Linked DNA regions of Homo sapiens: regions 2 and 3 are each linked to region 1. A link is a loop called in an ENCODE intact Hi-C map of the cell type or tissue named here. Cell type or tissue: heart right ventricle. All regions are shown on one strand. Region 1 overlaps ANK2 (ankyrin 2). Region 2 overlaps ANK2 (ankyrin 2). Region 3 holds the start of MIR1243 (microRNA 1243).

The links. A loop is a pair of places that touch in the nucleus more often than their neighbours do. Peaks named below come from ENCODE experiments on the same cell type or tissue, not always from the same donor. Only the 100,000 strongest peaks of a DNase experiment are listed, where the experiment ranks them.
Region 2: a loop joins it to region 1, with 3 times the contacts of the local background. A loop is called at or near these places in 4 of 110 quality-filtered maps.
Region 3: a loop joins it to region 1, with 2.5 times the contacts of the local background. A loop is called at or near these places in 11 of 110 quality-filtered maps.

What each region holds. Positions count from the first base shown.
Region 1 is chr4:113,274,296-113,282,295 of GRCh38, forward strand. ANK2 (ankyrin 2) reads left to right here. Exons shown (of 46, transcript NM_001148.6): 15 at 157-354; 16 at 3,542-3,640; 17 at 4,165-4,263. Among named protein-coding and RNA genes, the nearest start is that of MIR8082, 130 kb to the left of the region's middle. RefSeq lists a silencer at 4,108-4,282. In heart right ventricle, CTCF peaks have their summits at 4,211 (motif pointing right) and 4,415; a DNase peak (open chromatin) is centred at 4,209; H3K27ac peaks cover 1,960 bases.
Region 2 is chr4:113,324,867-113,332,866 of GRCh38, forward strand. ANK2 (ankyrin 2) reads left to right here. Exons shown (of 46, transcript NM_001148.6): 27 at 5,380-5,604; 28 at 7,106-7,204. Among named protein-coding and RNA genes, the nearest start is that of MIR8082, 180 kb to the left of the region's middle. In heart right ventricle, a CTCF peak has its summit at 3,867; no DNase peak of the experiment used is centred here.
Region 3 is chr4:113,101,865-113,109,864 of GRCh38, forward strand. All of the region lies in intron 1 of ANK2 (ankyrin 2), which reads left to right. MIR1243 (microRNA 1243) reads left to right here and starts at 4,999; the gene lies at 4,999-5,091. In heart right ventricle, a CTCF peak has its summit at 4,397 (motif pointing right); no DNase peak of the experiment used is centred here.

The DNA of each region.
Region 1 (8,000 bases):
AAATATAAAATATGCCATGGTTAAAGCAGTAATGATTTTCTTTTGGGTGGGGTTCCTAGAGATTCCAAGAAGACATCATGAAATATGTGAGTGAAACATATCACCAGTGAAGTTCTGTCTGCCCGGCACTAACTTTTTACTTGGCTTGAGTTGTAGGAGGAACAGACACCTTTACATATTGCCTCCCGCCTGGGTAAGACAGAAATTGTCCAGCTGCTTCTACAACATATGGCTCATCCAGATGCGGCCACTACAAATGGGTACACACCACTGCACATCTCTGCCCGGGAGGGCCAGGTGGATGTGGCATCAGTCCTATTGGAAGCAGGAGCAGCCCACTCCTTAGCTACCAAGGTAAGGAGAATGACATCATGAGAACATGGACCAAGAGGATTCCTAAGTCATGGCCTTTCTGCTCTACCACATACAGAATCAAGAGGGTAGATCTCCTCAGGCCTTGACTTACTTCCTTCTCTACATATTTAAGACTCATTGTCTAAATGATTTAATAGAATTGTGAGATTCCGTATATCTTCAATAAAGAGTGCTGAATTTCATTCTAATTAATGCCAATGTTTCTAGGACAGGTATCTAGTACTCTAAGATGATTTTCACTTTTTCTTCTCTTTTATTATAAAATCCATAATATATTCTTAAGAAAAAGATAAATGAAATCCCTAAATATATTGAACTGGTAATACTAATGAGGAAGAGGGTACTGCATTAGATTGGCAGTACTATATTTGCTGTGAGTTATAGTACCAGATCGAAGCTCAATTTACTTGTACATTTTCGCAACCCTACTATTAGCCACCACTTATTTGACATTCTCATTCCCATATTAGTTTCCAACTTTACCAACTACACTTTTGCCTGGGTATTTACAGTGTTTAAAGAGAGCTGAAGCTGGAAAATCACACTTCTTTAGTTGTTATTGACATCGAGCAAAGAATTTTACTTATGTTCCAAGTTTCATGACAGGGCAGAGTAATTTTTCCCATGCTTTATACATGCTGTTTGACATTCATAATTTGGAGATGACTTAGAATAAAACATGAATATACTCAGCTAATTAGAGCAAAATTAATTGAGCCAGTGCAAGTGAATTTGTCATGGGGCAAAATAATTCCCACAAATGTAACAGTGATTCAGATTAATGAAAGGACAATTTCAATTCTCTCATAATCAGTAGGTATAAGTACTTCATCCAGGGAGAGGGAAAGTTGCAAATTTAAACTGAGATAGTGATGTGGCATCTGTCCTCTTGTAAGTAGGAGCAGCCCACTAGCTGTTATGGCTTATCTGGTTGCCTGTTATGACTTACCTGGTTGCCTATGGCTGTAAAAGGTATTTTGATATAAGAAATTGACAATTATTGAAGTTCTGAACTCTGAAAAGTTGGAAGGATTTTAAAAGTTCTTAAAAAAAAAAAAAACTAAGCAACAAATGTAGTAATAACCTGAGAGATTTGGTGATTGTCTTATCAGAGGAGGGTGTAAATCATCAAAATTAAGATACATAAAATACAGAAATAGATAATAAAACGTAGTCTTTTGTCTGTCAAAGATATTTAGGATTTAAAAAATATAACTATATCCATGGTAAATTAGGGCGATAAAATAGAATAAAATGTTAAACAGTGTTTTTTTTTTTTTTTTTTTTTTGAGACGGAGTCTCGCTCTGTCGCCCAGGCTGGAGTACAGTGGTGCGATCTTGGCTCACTGCAACCTCTGCCTCCCGGGTTCAAGCGATTCTTCTGCCTCAGCCTCCCGAGTAGCTGGGACTACAGGTGCCCTCCACCACACCCAGCTAAATTTTTGTATTTTTAGTAGAGACGGGGTTTCACTGTGTTAGCCAGGATGGACTCGATCTCCTGACCTCGTGACCCACCCACCTCGGCCTCCTAAAGTGCTGGGATTACAGGAGTGAGCCACTGCACCCGGCCAAACAGCATTTTAAGAGTTCAGCTGACTAGGGCTGAACAGTGGTTGATTCATCATTATTAAAGACATTTAAGAGGGTAAATGAAATCTTGGTGAGATTAACATAAAGGAAGAAGGCAGATGTGTGACTCAAGAGATGCCTTCTAACTTTGGTTTTGTTATTCTACAGTAGATTTTATGTATTTTTGTCTAATAATCATTTCCAAACTTATAAGAGTTGGATCACTATTCTAGCAAGACTTTAAAGATAAGGAGTTTATGTTTTCTTCCTCATGATGCAGTTAGCCTCAAAGAACTCTGTTTCATCCTGAGTATCACCCTAATCATTGTGTGCATTGAGTGGAGGGAGGAGAGCTCTAACCACAAATGCTGGTTTATATGGACAATGCAAGAAGGAATAAATACTTCCTACGTTTGTCCCACACTTGGAAAAAACCAGAAGATTCGCTCTCTTCCAAGGATTTATTAATACCAAATGTTCAAAAAAGAAGCAAAAAGAAAAACGTCATCTCATTTAAAAATAATTTGTCTGGAGACACCGAAAGGGCAATATTGCTTCTTGGGGGATATTCTGTGTTTATGATGGGGGCTTAAATGGTTCCAGGATAAGCCATGGCTTAGAGCACCTAACCCAGGCATATTTGCTATGTGTTTTACAGGCCCTGATCGGTGTTAGAATTCCCCCACTCCCACTGTAGTGCCAGAAGAGCATGTGGTTAAACTGTCTGGCCAAGAGGATGGATTTGACATCATGGTGTAGGAACTGTGCCATCCTCGAGATCTTAGTCCAGAGACTTATCTGTATTTATAACACACTGCTAATTACAGAGTAAGGCCATTGGTTAGGCACGGAAGACACTGAATGTACACATATCAACATGTGTAGGAGAGCAGCCCTCTAAAAAAAGCTCTAAAGCTTCAGTGTGTTTAAAAGTCTGGTGTTAATCAGCCCAACATCATGCCAGAAGTAGAACGTATTTTACAAAAGCAATTGGTCTTTTAGACAGTGTGAGTCTTTTGGGAAAGGGGACAAGTCAGGATGGGAGTTGCTTTTTAATAGTACATGTTTTTTGTTCTATAGACCATTTATCTTGCCATTTCTGCAGAAAATATGTCAACTAATTCACGAATACTTGTTTTTACTATGGCTGCCAAAATATCCTAAAATTTAAATGAATTTGGAATTCAGGTGTTATAAAAAGGATTGAAAGAAAGAGAAGGAGGGTTGGAGAGAAGGCAGCTGTTGTTTCAATTCTATTAATTTTAGAGGCAAGAAAAGGCTTTTTTTCCCCATTCACAAATTGGAGCCAGTTTACTGACACTAGTGGCTTTTAAAAATCCCAAACCTATAAAGTCAGATTTCAGTCTCCAAGCCCTTAAAATAAAATTTCTTTTATTCAGTCTATCAAGCCAAACTTTTGTATGTTAAATTGTATTCTTTTTCTTTGTCCTTGTTCATGGCTAACAGATTTAATGCTACCAGTATTTTTTCCAAATGAAGAATCAGTATACTTTGCTCAATATGTTAACAAATAAAAAGATTTTTTGAGGAGTTACAACAATAAATACGATTTTACTTTTGTTTCTCACATTTTCAGAAGGGTTTTACTCCCCTGCATGTAGCAGCCAAGTATGGAAGCCTGGATGTGGCAAAACTTCTCTTGCAACGCCGTGCTGCCGCAGATTCTGCAGGGAAGGTAAAGATTTTCTATACGTTATAATTATGTAACAGTGAAGGTGATAGATTAGGAGATCTGTAAAGACATTTTTCTCACTTCTCTGAAAGGAATGTGAGAGCAACTGATGAAACTATCCCAAATAGACATGGTGGCGATGTCTTCCATGACCGTCCAGGTACATACACACTGATTCAGAAAGCATTTTGAGCTGTGCCTCAAAGTCTTGTCACAACAGCCCCAGAAAGTCTCTATATTAAGAAGAATCCCTGCAATGTTAATGTAGTATTTCTTACATAGCAGTTTAGACCTTTTTACATTGTGACCCTCAAGATCCCCTTTGCTGGTGGTATGCTCATTTTCAATTTTAGTTATGTTTTTAATATGAAAATTATTAGGGATTTGTTTATTTTCGTTCTTTTTTCTATTGACTATATTAATTCATTAACATGAATTTAATCAATATCAGTTTCCAGGCATCCTGGTAGCTTCAGGGCAGCTAACCCTAATTTATTAATGCTGAAACTTAAACACACCCTTTACAGAACGGCCTTACCCCGCTCCATGTTGCTGCTCATTATGACAACCAGAAGGTGGCGCTGCTGTTACTGGAGAAGGGTGCTTCCCCTCATGCCACTGCCAAGGTGAGGACCACAGAAAAGGATTTACAGGCATAGGGTGTAACTATCGCCTGAAAACACATGAGAATTGTCTTTTAAACACATGGTATAGTATAACTGCGACTAGTCCTAGCGATAGTAGCTTTTGGTATTGACACCCTTTTTTTTCCCTTGTATTTCTGCCAGTTGCGTCTTGAAAATCTTTTTTAAGATTTTTTAAGAGTCAGCAAATATTAAGGGGATGTGCCTATAAACCAGTAGAGATGAATCTTATTGCTAACATTCTGTGTGTTAGAGAATGAAGTCTGAATTTTGAGAACTGAGAAATAAAGTCATTAACATATTTTCTCTTCTCTCCTATAAACCAAATGCTATGATGAAAATGTCCTTTTATACTCTCATTCTTTCCGACTTCAAACTTCTATTTGTTTCTTTGTCTTTTTTTTTAATGTTTTACCTGTGTTAACTGTAGCATGGATCCCTCTAAGTCCCTAGATTCAGAGGTGGTGGGAGGATGCCTTTTTGGTGTATATCTAGCACCAAATTCCGAAACAGCTCCAACTAAGACTTGTACTTACGGACAGGGCATTTCCCACCATTCTAGTTGGCCCCTTATTACACTGAAAATATATATGAATGTCGTATAATGCATAAAGTCCTCATTGCGTCTTTCGTTCATTAATTAAGCACAGCTATTTTGAGAACACATCAGGGTTTATTTAAAAAATATTGATTGTAATGGGAAAATATTTATGCTATATTAGACAATATAATAAAAAAACTGCCACCATTTATTTGCCAAACACTATGCCGAGCACTTTACAGGCAATATCTCATAATAACCCCATGAGACTGGTATTCTAATGATCTCCGTTTTGCAGATGAGAAGGTGAGATTTAAGTAGGTTAATTTTCCAAAGTCATATGAATAATAAGTGTTAGAGCTTGTACCTGTGTTTGACCTCAGGCAGACTGACTTTAGAGCCGGTGCTCTTAACCACTAGGTCCTTTGTGCCCCAAAGCAATAGAGGGAGATTTATTCCACTTCTGTTATACAAATATATACATATATACTCATATGCCTATTTAAATTTTATACATATTATAAATAAAAAATAGGATATATACATAAAATATGTTCTGTATAATATATATTTTATATATAAATATATTATATATATCATAAATATATAACTTTGTACACATACATACATATACATCTACATATATTTATATCTTTTTGATGCCAATAAACAGTTTATAATAAAGTACTTGAACTGTCAAAAGAGGGTGCCAAATGTTCATAATTATCCACACTGTTCTTACTCCTCTTTTTTCTACAACCTCATCAATTCAGCACATATTTTATGTCTTTCTTTACACTAGATTATAAGCTACTAGAGGAGTGTTCATATCATATTCATTTGCATATCTATGAGGTGTTTAATAACATATGTGAGTTCCCAATAAATTTGGATGAAAGAATGAAGATTGAGCAACTATGGAATAAAAATATACCTGCTCACTTAACATACCAGCATTTTTTTTTTCATTAGCTTTCCAGGCTGACCATTCTCAACATAGATACAAAAGACTTCATTAGTACTCATGAGTACTTTCGTTGAACTCTTACAATGTGCAAAGAAAGGATTATAGGTACTCAATGGGAGGTAAAATTGTAAAACGTGTGTTCTCTTTCCACAAGGGACTCTCAATCTACTTGTAAGAGAAGACCTAGATTATAAAATAATGTGTATAGTTTTCCTAAGGAGATAAACATAGCCTTGATTTCTAGCCTCTACCTTGTATGGTCCTTAATCTTAGGCATGCACGTACCGAGTTCAGAAGATGACATAAAGCATTTGTCTACTCCAGAGTCCACAGTAGGATGGGTATTCTGGGAATGCCTCTCTAGTGTCTTTCACTTATCTGCCCCAGCCTGTCAATGAACATGAGCCCTTCATCTTTGGGGCCACTCCTAGAGGGCTCCAGATGGTAAGATCCCCACTGTAGTCTCCACTTTAGACTCTCTTTCTGCTCATTATAATGTCTCCTCTCCTTAATACACACGGTCCTTTGGCCACGAGAACTTTGCTTCTTTCCACCAGAGTCCAGAACCTTCTCTTAGTCTTTATTGGGAGTGCTGCAATTATTTGAGTCCAAAAATGTTTCCTCTTTGTGGAGTAAGAGGGCTTTTCAGATCTTGTAGGTTGAGTATCTACCAGGCAAACCTCCTCCATTGCCAGAATTGACACCTTCTTTGATGATCGCTTATGTTGTTTTGCTAAAATATCCCTGTACCTAACCTTAGTAGAGCCCATGCTGTAGGCAGTGGGGTAACTAAGACTAAAGAAACACATTGTAGCAAAAAGAAGTTGACTAAACTTATTTGGTCCACAAAAATCTGTGTGTCCTTTTTTTCAATAGAGTCTATGGACACAAATACAGTATTTTGAAGCATCTGGGACCTCTGATCAGACCCTGAAAAGGCTTCCAAGCTGAATTTCCTTCAGTTGCTTCAGGAGAAACATTGTTTGTCAAAAATGAAAGATACTTATTCTTGCTTGGAGAAATGGGGACAGAGTAGATAATGTAGGGTTGTGTGAGGATCAAGATTTGATGATAGCTCATAAAGACATTTAAATTCTCAAAACACTTTTTTATTTTTTGGTACACTTTGCAGTTAGCTTTAAGGAAATAGCATGACCTAAAAATACCTCTCAAGTTTGATTACAGGCTCAAACCTGTAATCCCAGCACTTTAGGGGGCCAAGGTGGGCAGATCGCTTGAGCTCATGAGTTTGAGACCAGCCTGGGCAACATGGTGAAACCCCATCTCTACCAAAAATACAAAAAAATTAGCCAGTCATGGTGGTGTGTGCCTGGAGTCCTCGGTACTTAGGATGCTGAGGTGGGAGGATCACTTGAGCCCAGGAGGTGGAGGTTGCAGTGACTGAGATGGCACCACTGCGCTCCAGTCTTGGTGATGGAGCCATACCTTGTCTCAACAAATAAATAAATAAAACATCTCATGGTAATCTCACAAGAAGCACTTGGTCATTATGCTCTCTTTCCCTTCAGCATGTCACTGAAGGGAAAAGCCACTGTTTTTAATTTCTATCACACATTTTGAATGGAAAATTCTACCGGATTTGATAAAGAAAAGGAAATAAAACAATATATGTTGCAGACTTACAGTTGTTCCACATTTTTTTCTTTTAACTAAACATGGGGTATAGAGTTTTGTTCTTGTAAGCAGAGTATGAGTTTTCCTGTCCCTCTCCACAAACTCCCGCCCGAAATAAGTAGCCTCATATTTGTACTTTCAAAGCAGCAGGTTATAAAGAAGGGGAGATCTAGGATTTGAATGGACCACAAGATTCATATAAGCTAATTTTGTTGTTGAATATATTTTAAATTAGAATGCAACCCATTAAAGACAGGGATCATGTCATGTTCACCATTGTATTCCCACACCTAGCACACTGCTCGGCATATTCTAGGCACTCAGTAATATTTGTTGAACCAGTTTAAAGTACAATCCAAACAGAAGCATATTAGTTGGAGTATTATAGTAAGATAATAGAAATAATTCCATTTGATTCTTTATGTTATAACCATATGTGAAGTGTAGCCTTGGTTCCAGATAGCACACACAATTCAAGAGCAATATTGACAAACTAGAATCAGCTCAGAACAGGTCATCCTTATAGGGAGAGATCTAGAAATGGCACTTCCATCAGGAATGGTTGAAGGAATGGAG
Region 2 (8,000 bases), 51 kb after region 1:
CTCAAAGAATTAAAAATAAAACTAAAGGAATAGTAACTTTGGGGGTGGAGGATGTAGTCCTCAAATGACTGGATCATGGTTTTCTCCTGCCTCCTCTGAAGCATGTACTGTTTAGCTAATCAAATTGTGTATTTGTAGGCAAGTCATCTGCATAATAATGGTTGCTTTTGCTTTTATTCTTTTTAAATTGTGATAACATTGTATCTCACAATTTAGAAAACTTCAACAAGAGTTTCTACTTTGCATGATTGCTGAATTTCATTTGGAGAGTAAGAGATGCAATTAAAGCTGAGTGTTAACATGATATTTTTTGTATGTACAGTCTTAAGTCAATGTTTAGTGCAGTGTGTGTACACATTTTCTGCAAAACAGCTGTTTTAACCATAAAGCAAAAATGATATATATTTCCTGAAGTAATAGCAGTTTATTTTCCAATTAAGAATTCTTTCAGAGCATCTGAAATGAAAGGTTTAAGTAGGTTTCCTAACCTAGTTAACAGTAAACTGTGCATATAATTTTAATACTGGAAGGCAACTTAGAGTCTATTTAGTATAAGTCTCCCATTTTATGGATAAGAAAACTGAAATCTAAAGATGTTAAGTGACTTACCTGAGGTTACAACATTAATTCAAGATAGAGATATAACTAGACCCAGGGAAGAGCATGGTACTTGCTGCATTCTCCTGTGCTGTGTGATAATAGTATTTTTATATCTTATTTAAGTAAACTTCATAAACTAATAAAAACTTCATCATCATTTTAAACTACTTAGCATAGTTCCAGGTTCATTGTAGGTACTCAATAAAGGTTAGTTTCTCCATTTATTTTTCAAGTGGTATATTGTATTGTGTTTAAGATATTTAAAATATGTAAAATCCCGTAAGTGTAGAGAAAGGAAGATGATGGGAACAAGCATTTATTGAATTCCGTATGCTTTACCCACACAAGATTTCTCACTGTAACCTTAAGTGGTAACAGGATTATTTTTCATTGCCAGGTGAGGCTTCAATCTTAAAGATCATAGATGACAGGCAGAGCCATCAATCCATATTACTGCCTCCTCTAAACATATTTAATTATATGTTTTTACTTAAGTTATTTTCATCTCCAAATGTTTATGGGGATTATCTTGTCCCATTTTTAATCTCCTGCAAACATGAGAAAAATCACATTGATTCAGTCAACTCCAGTATGTGAACGACTCATCTCGCGACTCACACCTTCTAACCTTTCTCATTTCCCTGTGGTACATAAAAGTACGTTTGCTTACAATTTTTTTTATGCTTATTTGCAGTTGTTTTTTACGTGGTAGAATACCTGTCTCCTAACTCTACTACCTGTCCAAATAGTGGCACTTTTGGGTATTCTAATATTTTTAATGAAAATGCTCAGATGCTTACCCAATTTTATATTATCAACTGTTGGGATTCACTGATAAGCATACCTATTGTCAATAGACTTTTCATCAGCACCTAGCTATAAACTTGAGTTATTTTTCCTGTTCCTTCTTATTTAAAGAAAAGACTTCTTTTATTATGCAATTCTGTAAATTCAGCATTTTTATCAGTTGTTTGGCAATTCCATTATTTGAGTCTAATTTGTTTAGAGTATTTTCTTGCTAGATTTTATAAACAGTTTTACTCATTTTGACTATTAATATTTAGCTTTTTTATATCTTCCAATATTTTTATTTCTTTCTTGACATCTTTCTGTTTTACTTTCTTCTCTCTCTTCTCTTTCTCTTCTAAAGAAAATTTCCTCACTACAACTTGGTGGGTTTTTTTGGTTTGTGTTTCTTCCTTTAGTTACTTGATAAAAACACGAAGGCTTGTTTTCTTTAAAAATTTAATTTAGGCCAGGCACAGTAGCTCATACCTGTAATCCCAGCACTTTGGAACTCCAAGGCAGGAGGATTGCTTGAGCCTAGGAGTTCAAAACCAGCCTGAGCAACATAGGGAGACCCCATCTCTGAAAACAAACAAACAAACATTAGCCAGGTGCAATGATGCTGCCTGTATTCCCAGCTACTTGGGAGGCTAACATGGGAGGATCACTTGAGCCCCGAAGGTCAAGGTTACGGTGTGCTATGATAGCACCACTACACTCCAGCCTGGGTAATAGAGTAAGACCCTCTCTCAAGGAAAAAAAAATTGTTTTTTCTCTGAATTATGCATACTGGCACCTGAATTTTTCCAATTTGCTTTGGATTTTTGTGCAATACTTAAATATTACTTTCCAGGTTTACAATGACACAGAGATACTTATAGGTAAATTTATCTGCTTGCAGCTTCAGGCTTTAAAGTGCTATTATTTTGATTTTCCCATCTTTGGTCTTTCTTCATATAATTTTAACTTCTATTAAAATGGTTTATTTTGTTAAATTCAAACTTCTGGTTTTTGCTTACTCTCATTTTCTACTAGTCCTCTATCAAAGGAAATCAATGTATTAGGTCTCTCTATATACATTAGAGCAGGAATAAGCCTGTAGGAGAATATTTAACATTCAGGAGAGTCGTTCCCAACTGCTTTCCTACATCTGAATATAGTGATTCGAATGAATTCTGACTGCTCTGATTGTCCAGAGACTAAAGAATTAAATTTCCTCCTATGTTAGCCTTAGACATAAATATATACAGCTCCTCACGTCTTGCCCTTTTCACTAGGTTGTACATTCGCTTATTCAACAGTTATTTATTGACTGCCTGCTAAGTGCTCCATCCACACTGTGCCAGGCTCTAGAGGACACAGGAAGAAATATGGAGAACATGTTCACTGTTATTATGGCACTTTTATGGCTCCTATGTGTGGACTTAGTCATTTCTCAGTGACCAGGAAAGTAAGCAGTTCCAAGTAATGACGAAACCATCATGTGACATCTGGGGCTTACACCATGTACTTTGTGGCAGCAGCTGCTATGTCTTTACTTTCTGTATCCTCAGTTCTTAGCAGGGCACTTGACACTTAATAGGAGGGTAACAAATGTTGCATTGAAAGGAGCATAGAAACGGAACTATAGAGCAAGTGAGAACAAAAAGAGAGTTTCAAGAGACACAGTCAATGACACAATCAGGGCAAGTAATCTAACCTGTAGTTACTTAAACATTGTTACAGTCAGGAACTTAGCTACTTCAATTCACTCTTTAGAGAATGGGCCACCAGAAGATACTCTACATGTTCTTCCATCGAGGCTCCATGTTATATAGGCCATAAGCCATCACTGGAATAAATGTAGTGGAGAGGTTATAGCACACAACATGAGCGTGGAAACTTACTAAATGCCTTCAAAGGTATAAATAGTACTGAGGATTGATAACATTAAGCAGGTGTATTATAATAATTCCTTACTAGTTTGAGTTCCTGTCTGTGCACCAATGGAGGCAGCAACCAAAAGATGAAAAAAAAAACAAAGGAAATATTAATCTTAATTATCAGTGAGTCAAAAATATTGCAATGAATTTGGAAGTAGCACTAGTTGAAACTTGTCACTTTTTGCTACTTTTTCACAAAAACCAACCTAAGTATCCTACTCAAATAAGAACAATAAAATGGAAAGGAAAACTTTACATCTGTCTAGAAGTGTTACCAGTATTTTCATTCTTTTGAGCAACAAATAGTTCATTTAAAAGTCAAATAAAAAAAATTTTAAAGAATTCATACTGGAAGACTAGTAATAAGAAAAGTGGCAAATATTTTCTCATTATGTTTTGGTAAAGACCAGAAACATCAACACTTCAGTACTGAACTGTTGATTGTACTTCCCAGTTTTTACTCCTTCCTGAAAACTTTAAGCGGGCTAGGTATGAATGGAAGGTCTAGCCTGGCCCCTGCATGTGGGAAGGCCTGTGCTGCCTCTTGTGGTCTCATCCTGCATGACATGCTTCAGACAGGCACTCTGGGCTCCTTCGCACCCATTTTTATTACTAGCAACAGGATTTCTGTTTAATAGCATGTTTAATGAGTTCTGTGTTCCGCTTTGAAGAAGATGCTAAGATATTTTTCTTCATTTATCTAAAAATAACATAAATGTTTTGTGTTTATATCCCATAACTTACTTTGATAAAATACCTTTCAAATGTTTTAAATGTCGTGGAGGCAATATCTAGGTGGGACAAATCCAGTTGGTTCTGTGCTGAGCAGATTATAAGCAGAGACATGATACACCTGTATGTTGCTTTCCTCTTCCCATTTTGGTGTAAAGATCTTGCAAATGCAATGAAAATTTGAAAAGACACTAATGTAATTTGTGAAAGAGAGTACACACAGTTTGTATGTCTTTGTATACGTATACACAACACTTAGATTGCTGTGTTGTTTAATTTTTGCTCCTCGACACAGTAAGTGCCTGGGAGACTTTAATGAGTGTTAATACCAACCAAATGACAAGCATTCAAATTAACCTGGATCAGGATCTGCTAAGACCATCCCAAAGGAAACAACTTCAAAGTTAAGACAAACCCGTTCTCTTGGTACACTTAAAGAAACCAAGTCATCTTGGATTATAGTTCTCCTTTTTCATGAACAATTAACCTAGAAGAAAAGGAGAAAAATTAATAGGGATGCTGTTAACATTTCTAAATTATTAGCTATAATTTTTTACATTCAATTTATTACAATTTGAGAAAAATCATGATACAGATGATACAGATATCTTCCAGCAGCATGAGCCCAGGGTTTCCCACTCCTGAAATTTCACTTCAAAAATGGTGTATGGGCGGGCCTACTTGTTCCCTATCCACCTGCTGTTCATTTCAATTAGAATGGTATGGCAGAGAGATTCCTACTCAATAAGTTAAAAAGTACATTTTAACCAGCAAATTAAATTAGTTCAATTCAAAAGATTTAATTATTTTGCATTTCTCCTCCTTTAGAATATAATCAGTTAAAAATCTACATCCTGGGTAAGATGATGTTGGAACAGGATGCAGAAAAACTGCAATTTGGTCTTTCCTCTCTGCTTTGTCCTTGTATTATTTCAACATGTAGATTTTTTAGGATGTACACATAAGGAAGCAGAAGTCTTTCCATTTATAACAAAAGGAAACTTGTCAATTGTTCTTTATGTAATTTCATTCCATTTTCCTTCAAAATCAATTAGGCTTATTTTTAATTTACAGTTTATATTGAACATCACCATTGTCAGCAAAAATTAGAATTATTCTTTACAGATTAAAATAATATAAAAATTAGAACAACAACAAAACAGAATTAAAGGCATTGGTATAAAGTAAAATAACTTTTAAAAACAAGCATTTTACCACCATGCATTTAAATAAAAAAGAGAGATTTTGAGACAAAGCATTACGAAAAACAACTTGACAAAGCTTGTTCATCTGCCCCCAATATTTCAAAACATATCTAATCTTCTATTTTAATTTTTAGTTTCCTGGTTAGTTTTATGGTGGATGCCCGAGGTGGTGCTATGCGAGGATGCAGACACAATGGGCTCCGAATCATTATTCCACCTCGGAAATGTACTGCTCCAACGCGAGTCACCTGCCGACTGGTCAAGCGCCACAGACTGGCAACAATGCCTCCAATGGTGGAAGGAGAAGGCCTGGCCAGTCGCCTGATCGAAGTTGGACCTTCTGGTGCTCAGTTCCTTGGGTAAGGGTTTCTGATAAACCTCCCACTTAGTCATCGATGAGCTTGTGTCCTCTACATGAAATCACTAGGATGGAATGGAAAAAGGTACGTCAAACCATTTTGAAAGAGGATCAGCACCAATGACATTTTTAAAATTGGAAGTAGCACCTCAATGCTTGACTCCACTTACACGCCTCTTATTTTAAGGCATTAATGAGTTAAACATTCAGGTTGAATACCACTTCTTCTTTTTGGATGTTAATAATAGCTGCCAGACCCCCAATGTGAATAACCAGTATTTTAGCCGATGGTAGGTATTATTTTCTCATCTGAGAATTAAGTGGTAAAGTCACAAAGAAAAAATTCTGCTCTGTTCCAAGCATAAATGTAAATTCTCATACAGTTATGAAACAGAATCATTATCTTTACTTTGGAAAGCAATGTTGCCTTTACAGAATACCTACAAATTTAATCAATGTGATTTTTTTTTCAGCTATCAAAATTGCTACCTTGAGCCTTATCATTACATTGGCTATTTAGTCACAGTTTATATTAAGACAAATACATCAAGACTAGCTTCCACCGTGCTCGTTTTGGCAATTTTGAGCAGAATTTAGCATTTCTTCTTTCTTCTGTTTGTTTGTACGGCTGCTGTTATATTAAGTGGCATTTCATTGTGCCAAGAAATGAATAGCTACAGCTGAAATTAACAAAAGGATGAAGTTTTGGAGGGGGACAAGTTTCAAAATATTTTGAAACAAATCAATTGTATTTAAGTCTTGGTGCTTGAAATACTGGGAGAAAATCCTAATAATCGTGAACTCTTTTACTTTGCCGATGTCATATTGGGAAGAGGATTTCTTGCTTTAGAACTCAGGAAATGTTCTAAAGCTTTGTAATTTGGACCAAACTATTAGCAGATTGCTCCAAATTATGTTCACACCTGAAAAGGGGTGTGTTTATATTTCCCAATTATAGCAACCACTTCTCATGTCCTCCAGTCAGACAGACCAGAGCTTTACAAGGAGCCTGTGAAGTTCTGGGTTGCATCAGAAAATGCCATTATGTTTGGAGTAATTCCCCAATGATTCTTTTCATATTCTGTGTCAGACCCTGTTCCCCTCGTGCTCAGATAGTTTAGGCTTTTTAATAATCTTCAGATCTGTTGGGGAATATGCATGAAAACATCTGGCCTCTGTACAGGGCAGAGTTTTCATTATATTCCCAACAGCTTGTCTTTCTTGTGGAGCATTTTTTCCCCCTTTTTGGCTAGTGCCCTGGCGGTGAACCTAATTAGGGACAGACCGGACAGCTAAGTGCTCTCCTTGCACAGACGCGCCTCCATTGTACACTCTGGGTCTCGGTTCCTTGCTCTTTGTGACCAATGGAGGGGGCAGAACCAAACGCAGTGTGAAACCAAAGTTCACCCTGTGGATCAGCTGGCGACGCTGGGGTTCTGTGGAAGACAATACCTGAAGCTTACCTATGTTCTTTCTTTCACTGCTGCTTTGGATGTACTCAGTAAACTTCACCTGCCAACGGCTCCTCCCCCACTTAATGAGGGAGAAAGTTTGGTCAGCCGCATTCTTCAGCTGGGGCCTCCTGGAACCAAATTCCTTGGGTAGGAGTGACTTAAAACAAATTGATGGCTGCTGGCCCCCCATTCTTCTCCTTCTTCTGCAATATGATTTCTCTTTTTTGTCATTGTGCCCATGACATGTCCCTTTCTATGATTTAAATTCTGTATAACCTATCTTTAGTGGACCATTTCTGACCCTTGTGGTATGTGACTTTTATTTTTGAGTGATGTTTTTATATCTTTCCCCTTAAAGTGCTGTGACCTTCATTTTCGTTTAAGCATGAGATCTGCCTAGTTGTACTATGTGCTAGTTATGATGTTGTTATGATGAATTTGGAGTCTGTATCAAAGCAACCTGGACCCAAAAATCAAAACCCTCTACATATTTTGAGAACGAATGTGACCTAAAAATAATAGGGCAGTGCATGTTCCGGATCCTGAATATAATAGGCATTGGACACAATTGGGCTGTCTGCTGAGGGGCTCAATTAGGGCCACACTGTGTACACATGCCTATTGTTTCCTTGAATGAAGAAAATATAAGCAAAAACCACGAGTGCATGGCTCTTTAGTTCACAAGTAGTCAACTTTCTGACATCTCCTCATTTACGACACATCAAATTATGCAATGTGTGAGCCATTTTCCTCTTAAACCATTTCGTCATTTTGCACCTTGTCGAAAATGTTTTAGGAGATTGGCAGACATCATAGATATGCATGTACATTTCTTTTGGTTAAATGTGTTCTACTTACATTTATCAAAGGAGAAGTTCCAGAATGTCACATGCACTCACAGGGAAACATTATTTGGCTTAAGGTAGCAGCATGTACCTGAGGA
Region 3 (8,000 bases), 170 kb before region 1:
GAATGAGGACAACATTCCAGGCAGAGGGAAGTACACATGCAAGCCCTGAAGTGGGAAAGACCTTGATGCACATAGGGACTGAAAGAAGGCCAGTGTCACCGGTGTATGGTGAGGATAGAGAAGCAAAGAGGGTCCAGCTCATGAAGGCTTTGGAGTTGTTACTAAGTTTAATGGAAATTTATTGGAATTATTTGGGCATTGGCTAGGTGGAAACAATTCTATAATTTGACACTGTTACACTGAGAGGAATGGTGGAGGGATGGAGTAGAAGTAGGGTAGCTGATAGGATGTTATGGTTATAGACCTGGTGAGCAGCAGCGGTGGCTGGTGGCTGTGGGGATGAAAAAAAAGTGTACATGGAAGATATATTTTGGTGGAAAAATTTATAAGACTCAGGGATAGATTGAATGTGGACAACTCCCAGGTGTTTGGCTGGGTACTATTCACTTAGATGGGGAAGCCTGGAGAAAAAAACATTTCGGGGGAAAAAATCCAAAAATAGTATGTGAGACATCAAAGTGGATATGTCAGATGGGCAGCTCAGAAAAGAGGCTAGAACCAGAGATAGGAACTTTGGATTGAGCACATATATGAGATTTACCACCATGGGAGCAGATGCTGCTGGTGGGGCGCATGTATAGGCTAAGAAGAGAGGAAGCCCCAGGACAGTTCTGAATTTGAGTTCCGATAGAAAAGGAGGACACCTCAAAGAAAACTGAAGCAAAGCAGAAAGACCATGAAAAGAACAGGAGAAAGTTGAGTGCCAGAACTAAGAAAAGAAAATTCCAAAAGAAGGAAGAATGTCCAACTGTGAAGTGCTGTTAAAAAATCAGATAATCTGAGGACTGTCAAATCTCTATGAGATTTGGCAACGTGGAGGTCACTAGTAATTTAGTAAGATATTTCCTAGTATCTTAATCACATACCTAGACGGAACTGAATTTCTAGATATCCTCCTCTTTATTGTTCTCACCTTTTGTTCCAGGACTAACTTCATTTTCAGTTCCTCTTCACTTTCCCAAGTTATTTTCCTATCCATCTATTCTCCTCACTTTGGGCCAATAGAAAAGTGTAACACAGGGAGGAGGGGAGGTGAGGAAAAGAAAACAGGACAAAAGTTAATGCAACATGGTATTTAATTTTGTGCATTCTTCACAGAATTGCTTTTCCTCCTTGTATTTGCCTAAGTATTTCATTTACTTAGAAAAACAAGTATATTTTAATTTTAAAATATTATCTGTTTCATCATGCTCAACATAAATGTAATCCTGTGTTGTCTACTCCTGAAGTGATTAAACTATAAATAGAGCTTTCTTTGCAACTTAATTTGCTATAATCCTTAGCATAAAATGAAGATGTCCTTAATGTGGAATGCAAATACTATGATATGGCTGATGTCATGAGGACTTGAAACGTTTCATCCTCTTTCACTAATTTTTTTTAAACATTCATATAAGAAAAGCCTTGGCATTAAATGCTAAGAAATAGGTGCTTAGATGGCCAGAAATTGACTGGGTTTGATGGCCTTCATGATACAAAAACATCAACTGTTTTAAAAATAGTATTATCTAAGACTGAAGATTTCTTTTAAGTGAGAAATGTATTTTGAAATTAAGGAAAAGAATGTCAGTGATGTTTTAATGGCAATTTTTGAAAGTAGTCAAAAGACACTCCAGTATATATCGTCATGAATTTATGACTAATGACTAAAATAATTTAGAATTCTGCTTAGCACTAATCAAAATCCAGTTAAAAGACTGCTTTTGTACTTTTGAAGCACGTAAGATCTTTGGAAATGCATTACTGAATATTATTTGTGCTTTTAATGCTTCATCAACATTTAGGAGTACAAGCTTCCATTGTCAGTGTTTTAAAAGTCAGCTATGTAAAGCTGATAGAGTATACATATTAAATATATCCATTAGTCATTCTCAGGAAGTGGAATATGTACACACATCTGAATATTTGCTTAAATATAAAACAAGAGTAAGATGTTTAAGCTTCAATGTAGAATAAAATACTGATATTTGGGTTTTAGGTTAAAAAATATTAGTTGTGATTTTTGTCCCCCTTTTCCTCCATGCCTTTGATTCCTTCCCTCTGAAGACAGACAAAATCCTGACTTAGGCAGTATTTTTTAAAATACCAAGGGTCTCGGAAACCTAGGGTTTGATAAGTAAGAGGAACAGATCAAATTCTAAATCTCCTTTGTCCACATTGTCATTCTCCAGCTTGTTGTTCTTTTCAGTGGTGAGGTAAGAATATAACTCCTACTTAATGTTCCTGTTCCTTAGGTGAAACACTACCACCTTTTGTTCAAAAGTTAGATGCTGGGGTTGTTGCTGTTGTTGTTTTCTTCTTTTCTTCCTTTACTTTTTAGATTTTGATGGAGACGTGGTAGGAAGTCTGGGCTGGGAAATGAGGTGAAAAAGAAAAGCAATTAGTTTGTCTTTATACAAAATAAAACCTTCTAAAAAACCTTATTATCACAAAAAAGAGCTCTACAAATCTAGATAGTTGTTTTGAAGAAGAGAAGAGAATTGTGAAAAACATGTATAATTTGGGAGGGCTGGGCACAGTGGCTTATGCCTGTAATCCCAGCACTTTGGGATGCTGAGGCAGGCAGATCACCTGAGATCAGGAGTTTGAGACCAGCCTGGCCAACATAATGAAACCCTGTCTCTACTAAAAATACAAAACATTAGCTGGGTGTGGTAACACACGTCTGTGGTCTCAGCTACTTTGGAGGCTGAGGCACGAGAATCGCTTGAACCCAGGAGGCAGAGGTTGCAGTTAGCTGAGATTGTGCCACTGCACTCCAGCTTTGGTGATAGAACGAGATTCCATCTCAAAGCTAAACAACAACAACAACAACAATAACAACAACAAAAACATGTATAACTGGGAAAAAACTGAAAGAGAATGCAGGATCATAAAAATATAGCAAACAAAGTGAGTGGGATTTAAAATTAGTGGAATAAGAAATAATGGGTAACAATGAAGAACATAATTTAGGTAATAGTATAGTATCTTGGGAGCCCTCCTGGAAGTATCTAGTTATGGACAGTGAGCAGCAGAAACAGGATGTAACTCAATTCAGCATACTTGATGGTTGTGGTAACCCTAGAAAATGACTCCAGGAAATAGGTGAGAATCCAATCAGATTGAGAGGCTAATGTTCATGACAGGGGTGCCCTAGCAGACAGGCAAAGCTGAATAGAAATTCAGGAGGAGAGGAATTTTGGCTATTTAGTAAAATTATGAGCAGTTGGTCATAGGCAAATTTTATGAGTAGGTAGCCCTTCTGAAGTCTTAGGCATATAATTAACCTAGGTTGGAATTATAATTAGACATCAAAGTTTAAACTTTTTTATCTGAACCGAGATGCAAAAGTAAATTGGTTCTGTGTTCTGGAGAATTGTAAAAGAATTCCTTAATTCCTTAGCAAAATTTGGAAGTCAGTATCAAGTGGTGAGGATAGGAAAGTTGAAGAGACTGTGGACCAGGCAAGACCTTATCAGTTGATTTAGGAAGCAGCAGTGACAGAGGCCAGACAGGTAACAAGAGAAAAGAGAAGGTGGAAAGTAAGAGACAGTTTTAATTGCTACGATAGAAAGATGGGATTTTGAAAAGATTAGCTATATGGAATAAAATTAACCAAAAATTGATCCAAGATTATAAGAAACTATTTCAAGACTCATTAATTTTACTATTGCTGTCAAACACACATTAAATCATTTTCCACTTGGGTCAGCTATAGGCATGAAGGTTCATTTGTGAAACAATTTCTGTAGAGTATTATTCCATGATCTGACATGCTTCACAAACTGTGTTTGTACATCCAACTTAAAAGCTGAATAGTCTATGGTAATTCTGCCATCATGTTTGAAATTTTCTTACCTTAAACAAAAAACCTGATCATATTGTATTACTCAAATGTGTGTAAGACTAGATTTAACTTAATGTGTACTAGTGTACAGTGTGAGACTGCATAAACAAACTTTAAAGAAATTCGTTATACATATTTTGATTTAACCTACAATGAAGTTAAGAGAAATCCTTAACCCCATTAGAGATTTGGGAGAGGGATGTGGCAACTGCTAACTTATAAATATTTTGCTAATGCTTAAATTTTACTAGCTTTCTGTCAATTCCTATTTTTACTCAAAAAATTATATAGTATTTAAATTTATAATTTGTATTCAGTTATTCTAGCTTACTATTATATGGTATGGCTTGACGGAAAGGACATTGTCTTCTTCTCTTCTGCAAAGCAGAAAAATATCCACTAAACACAAAAATATACACAGCAAATGTTAAAGTAGCCCTCTAAACCTTATGAAGACTTTTAAATCCTCAAATAGTACTTCAGAGCAACTGGATTTAATATCTTTCATCCAGCAGAGGGCTACCAAACTCCATTAGTTTCTGTGAACACACATGACAAAAAAATTCAGATGGGTTATTTCAGTGGTTTTCAGATTGTTTTAAGCAGCAGATCCTTTTCTTAAGATAGAGTTTTACAGTGTGGAAGTGAGATACACTCTCTGCTTTAATTGGAGAAGGGCCTCCAAGCTGCCTCTCCAGAAGGCCCAGAGAGGTGTGGAGGATAATTGAAACCCTCCACTCTGATTTATCCAAAAATACACTCCCACATTTAAAGTCAGCTCTTTTTGGGATCAGTCGTAATCCTTAATGCTGACACCGCATGGAAAATATATAAGCAGAATGATGCCCAAGTTATAGAAGTTCCTCTTCCTGGATTTTGTCTTCAATTGTAACTGTAGTTCCTACCGTGTGGTTGTATGTGTTGTTAGTTTGTTTTTGTTTTGTTTTGTTTGGGAAAGGTGACATTTCATCTCCAATCTAATGAGTGAGAAAGATGCTTATTCTGACAAATTTTCTTCACAATATTTCATAGGTGTGCCAAGCTGACAGATTGGTTGACTCTGTACTCTTTTATTTTATTCCTGTAACTGGGCCAGTTTCTGCCCTTAACTAAAACTGGATCAATTATAGGAGTGAAATAAAGGTCCATCTCCTGCCTATTTATTACTTTGCTTTGGTAATAAATCTATTTTTAAAAGAACCTATTACAGAGACTTCCATTTGGAATTATGCATACTTGGTGTCAAATGGTGATTGTTCTTTGTTGTGTTTTTCCATTCGAAACAAAGCTTTTGTGAGGCGTCCCTTTATTCTGATTAAGGCCTGGTGTAAATCTTTGATAATGAAGCCCATTAACAAAAATGACTATAAATAGCTCTACTTCTATCAGGGATATTAAATACTTTCTCAAGCACACATGCTCACTGATTTTAAGACTCATTCCACAGTGTTCCAAGTTGCGTGTTAGATTTTTTTTTTCTTGAGACGAAGTTTTGCTCTGTTGCCCAGGTTGGAGTGCAGTAGCGTGATAACGGCTCACTGCAACCTCAGTCTCCCAGGTTTAAACGATTCTCCTGCCTCAGCCTCCCAAATAGCTGGGATTACAGGCACATGCCACCATGCCTGGCTAATTTTTGTATTTTTAGTAGAGATGGGGTTTTGCCATGTTGGCCATGCAGGTCTTGAACTCCTGACCTCAGGTGATCTACCCACTTTGGCCTCCCAAAGTGCTGGGATTATAGGCATGAGCCACCGCGCCCAGCCAGTGTTGGATTTTATCATTACCAAATAGTCATAAAGAGTGTGAGCTTATTAATGATGCTGACCATTCAAAGTGATCAGCAATCTCTTTGCACACACACTATCTCTGGGGATGAGTCTATCTATTTCCAGTCCATCCATCTTGTTTTGGTCTTGTAAATCTACTTTATTATCTTATGCTTTTATATTCATGTTTTGTTTCAGAACAATAATCATAGTAGTATCATTTATTGATCTGTTACCAGTGTTTTACATGTGCTATTTCACTTGGTTCTGTTAGGTAGATATTGTCTTCATTCATGTGAAATGAGATTGAAGCCCATAAAGGTGAAGTAATGCACCCAACATAGAACCCAAATTAGGATTCAAAAACCCAAATTTGATGCCCTCTACCACATAAAGAAGCTTTATTTCATAGCAGTAGCAAAACCATTATTTGATCAGTTAATAAAAAAGATGGTTAAAGTGGAGAAAAAACTGATATATGCGTAGTTTAAACATTTTATTTCAACTTGAAACACGTAAGTTGGACATTCGTTTACCAATGATCTGATGTCCAGTCAAGACCTTTTATTTAAGTATATTTTATTTAAGAAGTTTCCAGAATTTGGGGTTTAGCTTTGTGTTTTTAAAAATAAACAATACCTATTTGTAGGCATTGTCTCACTGGTTTGTTATCTGTTAAAGGCAGTCAGTAATTAAAGACACTTGCAAAACAATCTGATTGTAGAACTTCTAAATATTTTCGAAGCTTCCTCCCCAATCTTTTTGATTTGTTTCAGACATACCCATAATTCAATAGCAATATTGTAGAAATTCCTTTTTATTAAGTTCTTACAAAGCATGCATCGTAATTTTCATAAAGCAATAATTTTTGGAACTCATTTTTATTAGATAATCTAAGATTTATTTAAATTATGTAATTGCAATAGCAACTACAATAGGATCAAAAGGTTTGGGATAAACATACTTGACTCTTGCTGAGCATATAACTTTACTAGTGGGAGAAGAATGTACACATATTATAGAATGGCTAGTAAGCTACAAGCTTTTAATGTATGGTGGGCATCAGTCAGCATTTATAGAGAAAATGGAAACATTTTCTTAAGTAAAGTTTCGCTGAGAGAGCTTCTACTCTGTTTTTCAAGAAATTAGGGGAGAGAGAGAATTTACTCCTTGTCTGTGAAGACATGGGATTTAAGCTATGTGTATCACAGGACTTGAAACAGAAAAAAAAACTCTACAGATGTTTTTATTTTACAAAGTTAGTTGGGTTAAATATTGCCCAAAGTTTCTACCTGAACCATCAAGTTTGGTTTTCATAAAAAGCTTTTAATTTGTGAGAAAAATGTTATTTGAATTCTTTCAATTACATCTTATCAGATTTTGGTGATGCTTTTGAATTCTCAAATGTTTCAAGTTGCAATTCTCTGTTAAGATTTATTACATCATTATCAAAACTTTGTATTAAGAAAAGAGTATATCTTTCTGAAGTCCCGTAGTACATATTGTTTCTGCCATTCATTTGATGCTTATATTTCTCATTTGCTAACATTTATAATCATCTGTTCTTACGCAAAGCAGTATGTCTTGGTGGAGAGGTAGTGGAAAAAAACAAAAAACACCCATGAAATAAATCTGTACTCAAAGAATTCAGCTTGCTTAACTTCCCAACTAAGTGATACTACTTTGGGGAACCATAACTGCTTTCCTTACTCCATCCCTTTTGTTTCACAGTGCCTTGTTCACAGCTCAATTATTTGAAGTCTTTATAGATCTGTTTCTCTCTTTTGTTGTTTCTGCTGTACACCTGGTTGTCTTTGACATTACTTCTGCCAGTCTTTGTGGTCACAAGTGACTTGTGGAGCATTTTAAACCAAGTTCGAAGCTTGAGTTTTGTTGTAAGTCTCGGCAATAAAACCCAGGTTATAAATCTGCTGAAGGTCTCGTTATTTATTATTCTGCTCTTACCCTTAGAGTATTGCTTTTTGAGGTCTCAGATGACTGTGAAGAGGGCTCCCTATTGGACTGTGCACCTTGTGTGGACATTGACCTTCGATATCTGCCTTCTTGCCTGGAACTTTTCAAAATAAAAGCTCAAGTTTGCAGGGAAATGCACTTAGGAAACAAAAGCAATTTCCCTGCTTGCTTATCTTTCAGTGGTTCCATTTTCCTTCAGTTTTGCCTAGCAATTCCTTATTATCATTCCAGCTGTTTGTTGCTTTTAAGAAGTTATTTATATTTTATCCAGTATTTCTAGTTTGTTTCAGCAGTAGTGTTTGTCTGAATACCTGGCTCCTATTAGCTGGAAACACATGCTGTTCATACAGGTGCTTAGTGTTTTGGTTGTT